Regions from separate parts of the Homo sapiens genome. Here region 2 is linked to region 1. Evidence: chromatin loops called from intact Hi-C (ENCODE). Cell type or tissue: left ventricle myocardium inferior. All regions are shown on one strand. Each heading gives the region's core, and the rest is flanking DNA. Links, peaks and the distances in the headings are about the cores only. Region 1 overlaps RYR2 (ryanodine receptor 2). Region 2 overlaps RYR2 (ryanodine receptor 2).

Evidence for each region. A loop is a pair of places that touch in the nucleus more often than their neighbours do. Peaks named below come from ENCODE experiments on the same cell type or tissue, not always from the same donor. Only the 100,000 strongest peaks of a DNase experiment are listed, where the experiment ranks them.
Region 2: it touches region 1 in a loop (5-fold over the local background); 1 of 110 quality-filtered maps calls a loop at or near these places.

What each region holds. Positions count from the first base shown.
Region 1 is chr1:237,192,325-237,197,713 of GRCh38, reverse strand. All of the region lies in intron 1 of RYR2 (ryanodine receptor 2), which reads right to left. Among named protein-coding and RNA genes, the nearest start is that of RYR2, 150 kb to the right of the region's middle. In left ventricle myocardium inferior, for the core only: no CTCF peak of the experiment used is centred there; no DNase peak of the experiment used is centred there; H3K4me3 peaks cover 1,612 bases; H3K27ac peaks cover 1,974 bases.
Region 2 is chr1:237,256,701-237,262,089 of GRCh38, reverse strand. The region is part of intron 1 of RYR2 (ryanodine receptor 2); the gene reads right to left. Among named protein-coding and RNA genes, the nearest start is that of MIR4428, 210 kb to the left of the region's middle. In left ventricle myocardium inferior, for the core only: no CTCF peak of the experiment used is centred there; a DNase peak (open chromatin) is centred at 3,099; H3K4me3 peaks cover 1,097 bases; H3K27ac peaks cover 4,766 bases.

The DNA of each region.
Region 1 (5,389 bases), core at 309-5,308:
CCACTGCAGTTCAGACATTCACCACTTCTTCAAGCACCCTATGCAATCCCTTCCACCCTCATTCCTACAGGATGACATCACTTCGGATCTCATCAACTATGATATGCTCCTATTATCACACCCACGTAAGTGCATCTTTCAGTAATTTGCTTAATTAATCATATTGGTTCCTTTTCCTCATTGTGATAAAAACTGTTAGGTCTTTTTCATCTGGAAAAGTCTTTGCCTCAATATCTGAATATTACATGATTACATAATTAAGAAATATACAATTAAGATATTAAGACACAGAAAATTAAGTTCGGTGAAAGTAGAAAAGTACTTAATAAAATTTACACCAATTTATGAAAACTCAGTAAATTGAGATGAATGGGAATTTAACTTGATACAGTGTATTGAAATCCTATAGCAAATATCATAGTTAATGCCTGCTTTTTACCACTTCTGTTGAACCCTGTGCTGAAGGTATGAGCTAGTGCAATGAAACGACAATAAAAAAGGTATGAGGATTACAAAAGACATTATTCACAGACAATATGATTGGCTATGGAATCTTTCGGTAAATTATCTGAATGACAATTCAGCAAGGTAGCTAAATATAAGACCAGTATATTTTTAAAAATCACTTTACTTAATATATTTCAGGAACAAACAGAACATATATGTTTTTAAAGATTCCATTCACAACAGCAAGAAAAAAATGACACACTTAAGAATATAAATAGCAAAAGATGCATAAGAATTTTTTAATATAATTATAAAACTTTATCAGTTACTTTAAACAGGAACAAAATAAATGTAGAGCTATACCATGTTTATGGATAGAAAGGCTCGATATTATAAAGTTATGAACTGCTCCCAAATTGATACATAAATTCAATGCCATTCCAATTAAAATACTGACTGTGTATCTTACAGACTTTGACAAGCTGATTCTTAAGTTTGTGTCAAAATGCAAAGTGCCCGGAATAGTTAGGAACATCTTAAAAATGAAAGCAAGGTAGAGTACTTCTCATCAAGACTTATTGTAAAGCCATAGTTATTAAAATAATGTGATACTGGCCCAGACTTGCAAAGATCAAATGAGATCCATAAGTGTAGGACAATTTGATATATGTCAGAGCTGACATATAAAATAATCAGGTTAAAAATGAACAACAATAAATCACTATCAATATGGAAAAAATGAAGCTAACTCCCCAAATAAATTCTAAGTGGAGTCAATAAGCAATTATGAAAAGTAAAACCTAGAAAATTTTCAAAGACATAGAAGAAAAATTTTAAATTAGAGATTGTCATTTTAATATCTAGCTAGCTATTAGAATTTTGTGGAGAAGTGAATAAGATAATGCAAATGAAAACACTTTGAAAAGCACAAGGTATACCATAAAACATAGAAGGCAATTTTATTATTATAGAGCCAGACAAGTATGTTTCCATGTTCTACCCAAGTTATCCGACTCCAAAATTTTTTTAAATTTTGTCTCAATATATTTATTGTAGTTAAAAATGCTTCTGAAGATAATTTGTTACTAGAACATGAAAAGCCTACCAAAAGGACACTTCCTAGACCACAATATACTCAGTTGTTTCTTAAGCTGCCATTAACTTGACATTTGTAATTAATGATTTCTTATAAAAAGCAAAGCACTGCTACGATGTCCTTAAAAGGTCGCATGAATTTCTTTCAGGAACTCTTCAATACCCAAATGTTTTACAACATGCCGGACAAGACATGCTAAGATCATTGGCTATTTTAACACTGAAATTATAAAGCACCTTTCTCATATAATTGTTTTTGTCATTAATATTCACAATTCAACAATAATAAGCAATGTTAACGTCGGTTGAGTGCTCATTACTTCCCGGGTAATTTCTTAAGCCCTATACATATATTCTCATTTATTCCTCATTTCTGCACAATGAAGTGGGCAGTATTACCTCCTTTTACTGATGAGGAAACAGGTCAAAAGGGGACAAATAGCTAACCCAAGGGTATACAATGACCAGACTAGAGCCTATGCCAATTTGATGCCAAATATGATACTTGTTAACCACTAATCCACACTCCTTCAATATATGCATACATATGTGCTAAAGGCAAATAGAGAACACTTCCTAATGAATGTATAGAAAAGATTGAAGGAGGCCTGGTGTGGTGGCTCAGGCGTGGTGGCTCACACCTGTAATCCCAGCACTTTGGGAGGCCAAGGTGGGTGGATCACCTGAGGTCAGGAGTTTGAGACCAGCCTGACAAACATGGAGAAACCCCGTCTCTACTAAACATACAAAATTAGCCAGGCATGGTGATACACACCTGTAATCCCAGCTACTCAGGAGGCTGAGGCAGGAGAATCACTTGAACGTGGGAGGCGGATGTTGTGGTGAACCGAGATCACATCATTGCACTCCAGTTTGGGCAACACGAGCGACTGGTTATTGCTAAGTGCCGAGATATTGGGTCATTTAATTTTCACTTTAAATTAAATACTTTCAGAATTGAAGTTTATTTTTCTGCATTTTCTGTATTTTCTGTATTTTACATTTTATAAAATGTATACAATGAGCACGTTCAACTTTTCTAGTAAAAGTAAACATTAGGAAAATTATAAGAAAATATGTTTATGATCATGAATTCAGTAATAAAAGACCTAAAAGAGTTTGGAAAAATCCTAACATACCTATTCACAGGTCAGTGAATAAACATTTAGTGATGCCCTAATAGGTGCCAGGCACTGTGTGAGCCACTTGTACACACATCATCCTATTCTTAAGATTCCTCACTTTACCTATGAAGAAACTGCGGTTCAGGTAATTCCTACAGAAAGCAAAATTCTAGCCCAGGTTTCCTCCCACTATTCTTCAGCCACCTTTCTAGATGCCAAGGAAAGATTCAATTGAAGACAGCATGATGTTTGGAAACTTACAGCTAAAACCTCTTCAAACTCCTGGCTTTTCTTGGCAGCCTCAAGGAGAAGCAAAGATGCTTTGTCATCTTTCTCTCCCACAAGAACACTTCTGACAGCCCTGCTCACTCGCTCTCCCCTACTTCAGTACAGGAGTATGGACCCGCCTCTGGGTCAGGGTCAGAGTCTACATTGGTGGGCAGTGTCTATATTGGTGGTCAGTATTGATTTCCTTAACTCTGTCACCCCAGCACCTGCCTTTCTAGTGCTCTGGGCCCTCCCGATCCCTTCCTGTCTCGGCCACCTGCCCTGGATTCTGCCCCTTGTTCTCCTGGACTTGCCACCACTGCTCAATATTCCCAGGCCTACCTCTCCCACACGGGAATCTCAGAGGCTGCACTATGAGCTCCTTGCCGCTGTTTCTCACTCATGTATAGTACGGTGGGTCCAACAAAGGGGTTATAAATAATGAATTCATTAATATTCTTGACTTTGTGCCTGATAGAACTGCGACAGCCAAAAAATCTCTTTTCTTCTCTAGATTTCTAATCCGGGTCTCTCCAAGCCAGCCCTGAATGTCCAGGATAAGAAAAGGAAATCAGTAGAAGCCAAGGAACTCAAAATTCATAGAGTTCCTTGCTGTACTCTGCCAGCAACTATGTCAAGGTCAAGAAAAGAAGAAATGAAATGCATTTATGCAAAGGAAATATTTAGAATGCAGGGAAAAGACATTTATTTCCAAGCAAAATTCCTTTCCAAGTGCTCTAATCAATGGCAAATACTCAAAGACATCAAAAGGATTCTGTTTCTTCAAAGTTTAGAAGAAAAAAGGAAAACTTCAAGATAGAATGAAAAGTTATGAGAATGTTTGACGCAAGAGAAAGGCAATCTTTTCTTCATAAGAGATTTTTTATTAAACTATTAGAAATGCAGTGAGGAAAAAAAGTGACAGAGATGTAACAAATACATTCTTCTGGAATCTGGTCAAAGTCTTGCTATCAATATTTTTGTTTTATAGTTTTATATCATATTTGTGCTTCTTTGTGAGGATCATCAGTTTTGACATCAGTGGAAATATGCAACTCGTTTCCAGAGTTTTTGGAAAATAAGAAATGTGAGTTACATAAAAAAGAAATCCAAATACATCTGCAATTTAAAACAGCTTCTTCCCCCTCACCCCTTCAAAAAAAAGCAGTATTCAATGCTTAGTGCTGAGGGGAGTAGAAGTACTGATTTGTGACATGCAATGAACTCCCTCAGGATTCCACATTTTAATCACTGAACATCACCATTGTGACAAGTTAGAAGGAGTCACTCAAAAGCATTCAAGATATTTTTGTTTGTTTTTTAGATGGAGTCCCACTCTGTTGCCCAGGCTGGAGTGCAGTGGCGCGATCTCTGCTCACTGCAAGCTCCACCTCCCGGGTTCACGCCTGCCTCAGCCTCCCGAGTAGCTGGGACTACAGGCTCCCGCCACCATGCCTGGCTAATATTTTTTGTATTTTTAGTAGAGACGGGGTTTCACCATGTTAGCCACGATAGTCTCGATCTCCTGACCTCGTGATCCACCCACCTCGGCCTCCCAAAGTGCTGTGATTACAGACTTGAGCCACCGCACCCGGCCTTCTTTTTTTTTTTTTGTACTTTTAGCAGAGACGGAGGTTTCACCATGTTAGCCAGGATGGTCTTGATCTCCTGACCTCGTGATCCGCCCACCTCGGCCTCCCAAAATGCTGGGATTACAGGCATGAGCCACCACGCCTGGCCGCATTCAAGATATTTTTTAAAGGCAGAGAAAGGTAATTTTTAGAGAAACTCCAAACAGGTGTTACCTTGCCCACGGATTTGGGATTCGGAAGGATACTGAAAAACACATCTGCTTTATCTGTGTCATTAGGTTTGGATTCTAAATAACATCAAATAATTTAACTATATATATTATCTAGAATACTATCACAGATCATACATATTGATGAGTATTTACTGCTATTAATTGAAGAAGCACATTTAAATGAAGTAAAATAAAAATCAAAACAACTGGCTCTTAGTAAGCTATACTTAAGTTACGTATCTCTGTTCTAAACCCCTTAGCGGAAAATAAATGCCCTCTACCTTCCTTTCTGGAATTTTAAGATGATTAATGTCTCCCATAATCTTTTGACTCCTGTGTAAAGGCAATGCCTTAAGGCTAATTAATTGGCCTACTAGTAGAATGTGTGGTTTCTATTAAGTGAGATCACAGAATTTGGAATTACTAATAAATTTATTATATGCTATCTAAAATGGTTTTGTTGGCTAGGCGCTGTGGCTCATGCCTGTAATCCCGGCACTTCGGGAGGCCGAGGCCGGTGGATCACCTGAAGTCAGGAGTTTGAGACCAGCCTGGCCAACATGGTGAAACCCCGTCTATACTAAAAATACAAAAAAAAAATTAGCCGGGCGTGGTGGGCGAGTGCCTGTAATCCCAGCTACTCAGGAGGCTG
Region 2 (5,389 bases), core at 330-5,329, 64 kb before region 1:
CATCAACAGTTCCTTTCAAATAGTCATTCATCATTTAAAAGATATTCACTCAGATGCAATACATGCTAGGAAATATTATAAGAGCTAAATTGCCTAATAAACAAAAGATCCCCGAACTCATTAGGCTTGCATTCTAGCAAGAGAAGAGGACAAATTTTAAAAAATAAACTAAAAATCTGAAAATCTTAGAAGGTGAAAAGTTCTATGGAAAGAAAAAAAAGAATAGTATAAGGGGATCGGAGATGCTACTAGCCTGGGGGAAGTTGAGGTTTTGAACAGAATTGCCAGGGCCTCATTGAGGGGGTGACTTTTGAGCAAAGACTTTAAGGAGGAATGAGAAATTGATCAAATGACGATGTGGAGACAGGGTCTCGCCATGTTGCCCAGGCTGGTCTAGAACTCCTGGGCTTAAGTGATCTGCCCACCTCGGCCTCCCAAAGTGCTGGGATTACAGGTGTGACCCACGGCACCCCACCAAAGTGTTTTATTTCTTTGTAAAACACTTGTGACCTGCCTTCACTCGTCCCACAATATAACCGTCCCGGTGGAGTGAGCACCAGTGGAGGGGGAGCAATCCAGGGAGAGGGAAAGCTGGTGAAAGCCCTCTAGGCAGGAAAGCATGGACTTAGCATCGTCAGAAAATTCACAGCTAGAGCAGACTAGGCTAGGGGAAGTGGGTGGGAGATGAGGTCAGAGATAATGGGCCCAGACCATGGAAAGCCTTGATGTCAGTGTAAGACCTTTGGATTTTACTGGGGGAAATGGGCAGCCACTGGGTCATGTACTAAATGTAGAGTGTAGAAAGGCAAGGAAGAAGCAGTTACCCAAGGGGGGTCACTGCAACCATTCAGGGAGGGAGATGGTGGCTCAAAACAGAATGGTAGCAGTGGAAGTAGAGAGAAATGATCAAATTCTAGATATGCGTTGCATTTATCAAGTTCCAGTTATGTTGCAGGCATGGTGATAAGTGCTTACAAGTTGATCTCATTTATCCCATCATTGCTTTTGACATTTATGTCATACAGACAAATAAAATGTTATCTATGCTATTTTTTTGTTTTTGTTAAAGCAAATAAGTAGTTAACAGAATAAGCTGAGATAATTCCAAATAAAAGAAGCCAATATTTTTGGACTTTCACTCAGTCTATATTTATTCATTTAAAATACAGGCAGTCCTCAGTTTGCATGCTAGTACAGGACCATAAAAATGTCTTCAGACAAGCTTTGGGAAAATTCACATTGTTTATCATTGTTCCATGACCTTTAAGAATTTTTGTCCAAACATGACAAACTCCCTATGATTTATAAATGTATAGACAACATTTTCTAAATAATAAAACTAAATGTACTTAGTACACTATAATTTAGAAGACTGGAAACATTGAGAATTAACGTGTTTTATTTATTTTATTTTATTTTTGTAGAGACAGGGTCTCACCATGTTGCCCAGGCTGGTCTAGAACTCCTGGACTTAAGCGATCTGCCCACCTTGGTCTCCCAAAGTGCTGGGATTACAGGTGTGACCCACGGCACCCCATCAAAGTGTTTTATTCCTTTGTAAAACACTTGTGACCTGCCTTCACTCATCCCACAATATAACTGTCCCAGTGGAATAAGCATCTTTGCTATCCCTGGACAAATTGTCATGCTCCTACATTTGAATCACCTTCGGGAATTTTCTCCTTTGTGCTTTCAACGTGCTGAAATATCTCTGAGGGTTCTTTAATGTGAAGTTTTTCACCTGGTGTCATTTACTCTGGAACACCTACATCCTATGGGTCAGAACCATTTTCCTTGCACACGTCAATAAGCTCACTTTCACTAAGTTCCTCTGGGTGCGTATTTACAGGCAGTCAAAGGGCAGGACTGTCATCCTTCCATAGCCAGGTCATCCTTTTAGAACTCCTTTATGTTCAATTGGAATTCCAGTTCCCAATGTTATCACTTTTTGTTTCTTTGATGTACTTTCATCTGTTAGCCAATTTCCACTTATTCATTTTTTGTAAATCTTGGATCACTGGGGAACAAGAAGGTAACAACACTACACACTTTGCCTTGTATGCATGAACTAAAAACCAATACACAGTGACCAGTCATCCACAGACTCTAAAAGAAGTGATGTGATCACATCAATCATATCCATATGATGTGCATCTGCTATTTGACAGTGATTCATATTCCTAATGTGGTGATATTACAGAATAATCTAGTCTTCTCATAGTTTTAATTGCAGTGATATGATTGCATTTGAACTACCGTGTAACTGTCTAGTCTTCAGTTCCCCACCAGTGGATGAACTGGGCATCCTCCAAGGTGCCTTCAGTCCTCACATTTTACGGTTCTGTGAAAAGGGCAAAAGAAGAGAACGAATTCCCCCCATGTGCAAATTCAAGCAGAGAAGTCAACTGTACCTTTCACATGTTTACTGTATAAGCCTATCTGTAGCCTTCTATTAAGTAGAGGAAATGACAGGATATTTCATTAGTAGGCTTAACTATTTATGCTGTGTGTGTGGTTTTATACAAGGTGACGGTAGTCTCTCTTTTTTTTTTTTTTTTTTAAATGGTCTAGAGCTCTGTTGCCCAGGCTGGAGTCTCACTCTGTTGCCCAGGCTGGAGTGCAGTGGTGTGACTCACTCACTGCAACCTCTGCCTCCTAGGTTCAAGCGATTCTCCTGTCTCAGCCTCCTGAGTAGCTGAGATTACAGGCGCACAGCACCATGCCTGGCTAATTTTTGTATTTGTAGTAGAGAGAGAGTTTCATCATGTTAGCCAGACTGGTGTTGAACTCCTGACTTCAGGTGATCCTCCCGCCTTGGCCTCCCAAAGTGCTGGGATTACAGGTGTGAGCTACCATGCCTGGTCCAGTAGTATCTTTTCTATCTCAAAAATAATATAGCTACAGAAGTAATCTGTTGTTCTGTGCTGATGACTCTTATGCAAAAGTTTAAATACAAAATGACACATAAGAGATTATGGCCTGTGAGGCCAGTATTAACAGTGTGCCTTGGTAATGTCAGCCAAAGGGAGCTGGACAGAAACACCCAAATACCAGACACCATCAAGATGATGTCAGAGCCCTCACTTTATTTCCATCAGTCAGAGATGGCAGCTGGCCAAGCAGAAGGCAGAAGGCAGAATGTTGCTCTGAATATATAAACTTTCATCAATGCTTTTCTAGTCCCAGTTTAGTAGAAATAAACACTTCTATCAGAAAGGAACTTTACTTTTTCATCTTTAATACACTAAATCAGGAAATCCATCAGTGCTGAGCAGGTATACTGCACCAATAAACTCTAAATTAACGCCTTAGCATTCTGTCACAGTCTGTTGTCAACCAACTGATTCAGTCTCACTCAGGGCTGTCCTCACAAGCCATCAGCAATCTTTAGTGACCTGGACTTTTAGTTCCTGCCAACTAAGAAGCAGCAAAAATAAAAACTTGAGCCATCTTCAAAGAAAGTCTTGAACACTTTTCTTAAATGTCACAGAAACCAAGAGGTACATAAAAGAATATATAGATATGCCTTTATTTCATGAATAGCCACCAATAATGATCACATTTTAATAGGTCTATTACCCCAAATTTTGCCATCCCCCATAGTTCCTTATCTTGATAAGTGGCACTGTCAAGCAAACAGTAATGAATGCCAGATTCCCAGGCAGCATCCTGATGACTTCCTCCTCCTGACTGCCTGTAGTCCTGTTACCTGCCCTGACATCACTCTGGCCATAGAGGAAGTCAGCTTCTCACAGTCCATCAGACATATTGCATGATCTACTTCCTCCTCCATCTATAACACCTTCTCACGTCATTCTCCACTCTGCTTGCTACAATCCAACCACACATACCGCTATTTTGCTCCTCAGATGTGCAAAGCCCTTTTCTTTTTTTCTTTTTCTTTCTTTTTTTTTTTTTTTTTAGATGGAGTCTTACTTTTGTCACCCAGGCTGGAGTGCAATGGCACGATCTCGGCTCACTGCAACCTCGACCTCCTGGGTTCAAGGGATTCTCCTGCCTCAGCCTCTCGAGTAGCTGGGATTACAGGCACCTGCCACCACACCTGGCTAATCTTTTTTTGTATTTTTAGTAGAGACAGGGTTTCACCATGTTGGCCAGGCTGGTCTCGAACTCTTGACCTCAGGTGATCTGCCCGCCTTGGCCTCCCAAAGTGCTGGGATTACAGGCGTGAGCTACTGTGCCTGGCCACAAAGCCCTTTTCTACCTCAAGGTCTTTGCTTGTTCTTCCTCCAGATCTTTGCAAAACCTGCTCTGTCCCATTTTTAAGGTCTTACCTTATTAGCCCTCTCCTCTCCTTCTCACCCTACCTTCCTTCCCACCATTATCTCTCCAGTTCCTTCATAACATGCATCACACTCTATAACTGCTTAGTTTACTCAACTGTTTCCTTGCTCACTGTCTTCTGGAACAGAAGCACGCACACTGCATGAAGAAAGACTCTGCCGACCTCGTTCATACCGCATCCCTGGTACCCAGCACATAGTAGATATTCAGTCCTCTATTTGGAGAATAAAGAATGAATGATACTTTCTATACCTTTAAAAGGGAAAGAAGCTACCATTGATTACATTCTAGAACTACCTCCTTCCTAGGTGTATCATTAAGCATCTACTCCCAGGTACTATGCATTATCTCAATGAAATAGCAAAGGGAGGTTCATGTTAGTTTTATTTATCAACTTATACCTATCATATAGCACAGCATCTGGCACAGAAGCGACGGTCAATGGCTAAGAAATGAAGAGCTCTATGAGTTAATTACTATTACTATTATTATGGTTACCCTACAGATGAGCAGAAAGAGCCATTGTAAGAGTAAGCCATTTGCTCATGGATGCGCAGGTGGTCGAATGAGACAAATCTGGGCCCACACAATTCCAAAATCTATGCTCCTAGCCTCAAGACTATATTGTCTCCTACAATGATATCAAATCACTGCATTAAAAGACAAAGTACAGTCCTGTGATTTCCCAAATATCTTTAGATAGTAGGCTACAGCTAAAGTGAATAGACTCTAGACTTATCGTATGCACCCTGAATAGTGTCAATGACAACAAAACCACATGAAAAACAAATTTACAGAAAATGCCAAGCAAATTGGTTTGAATGGAGGAGTGGGATGCAATGGTGAGGTGAGAAAGAGAAGGTTGGCTATATCATGAATAGGTAATTAAAATTTAGACTAAGGAAGGGCAGCCTCAAGTAAAGTCACTCAAATTTTTGGTAAAGGAGAAAAAAGTAGAGTGGAAGAGGGAGATCAGCACAGAAGATGAGAAAGCGACCGTTCTCACTTTGCATTTTAGAGATGGAAAAATACTAGAGTTAAGCCTACTTTTTTGGGCTATTTTAGGAAGAATGAATGTATTAAC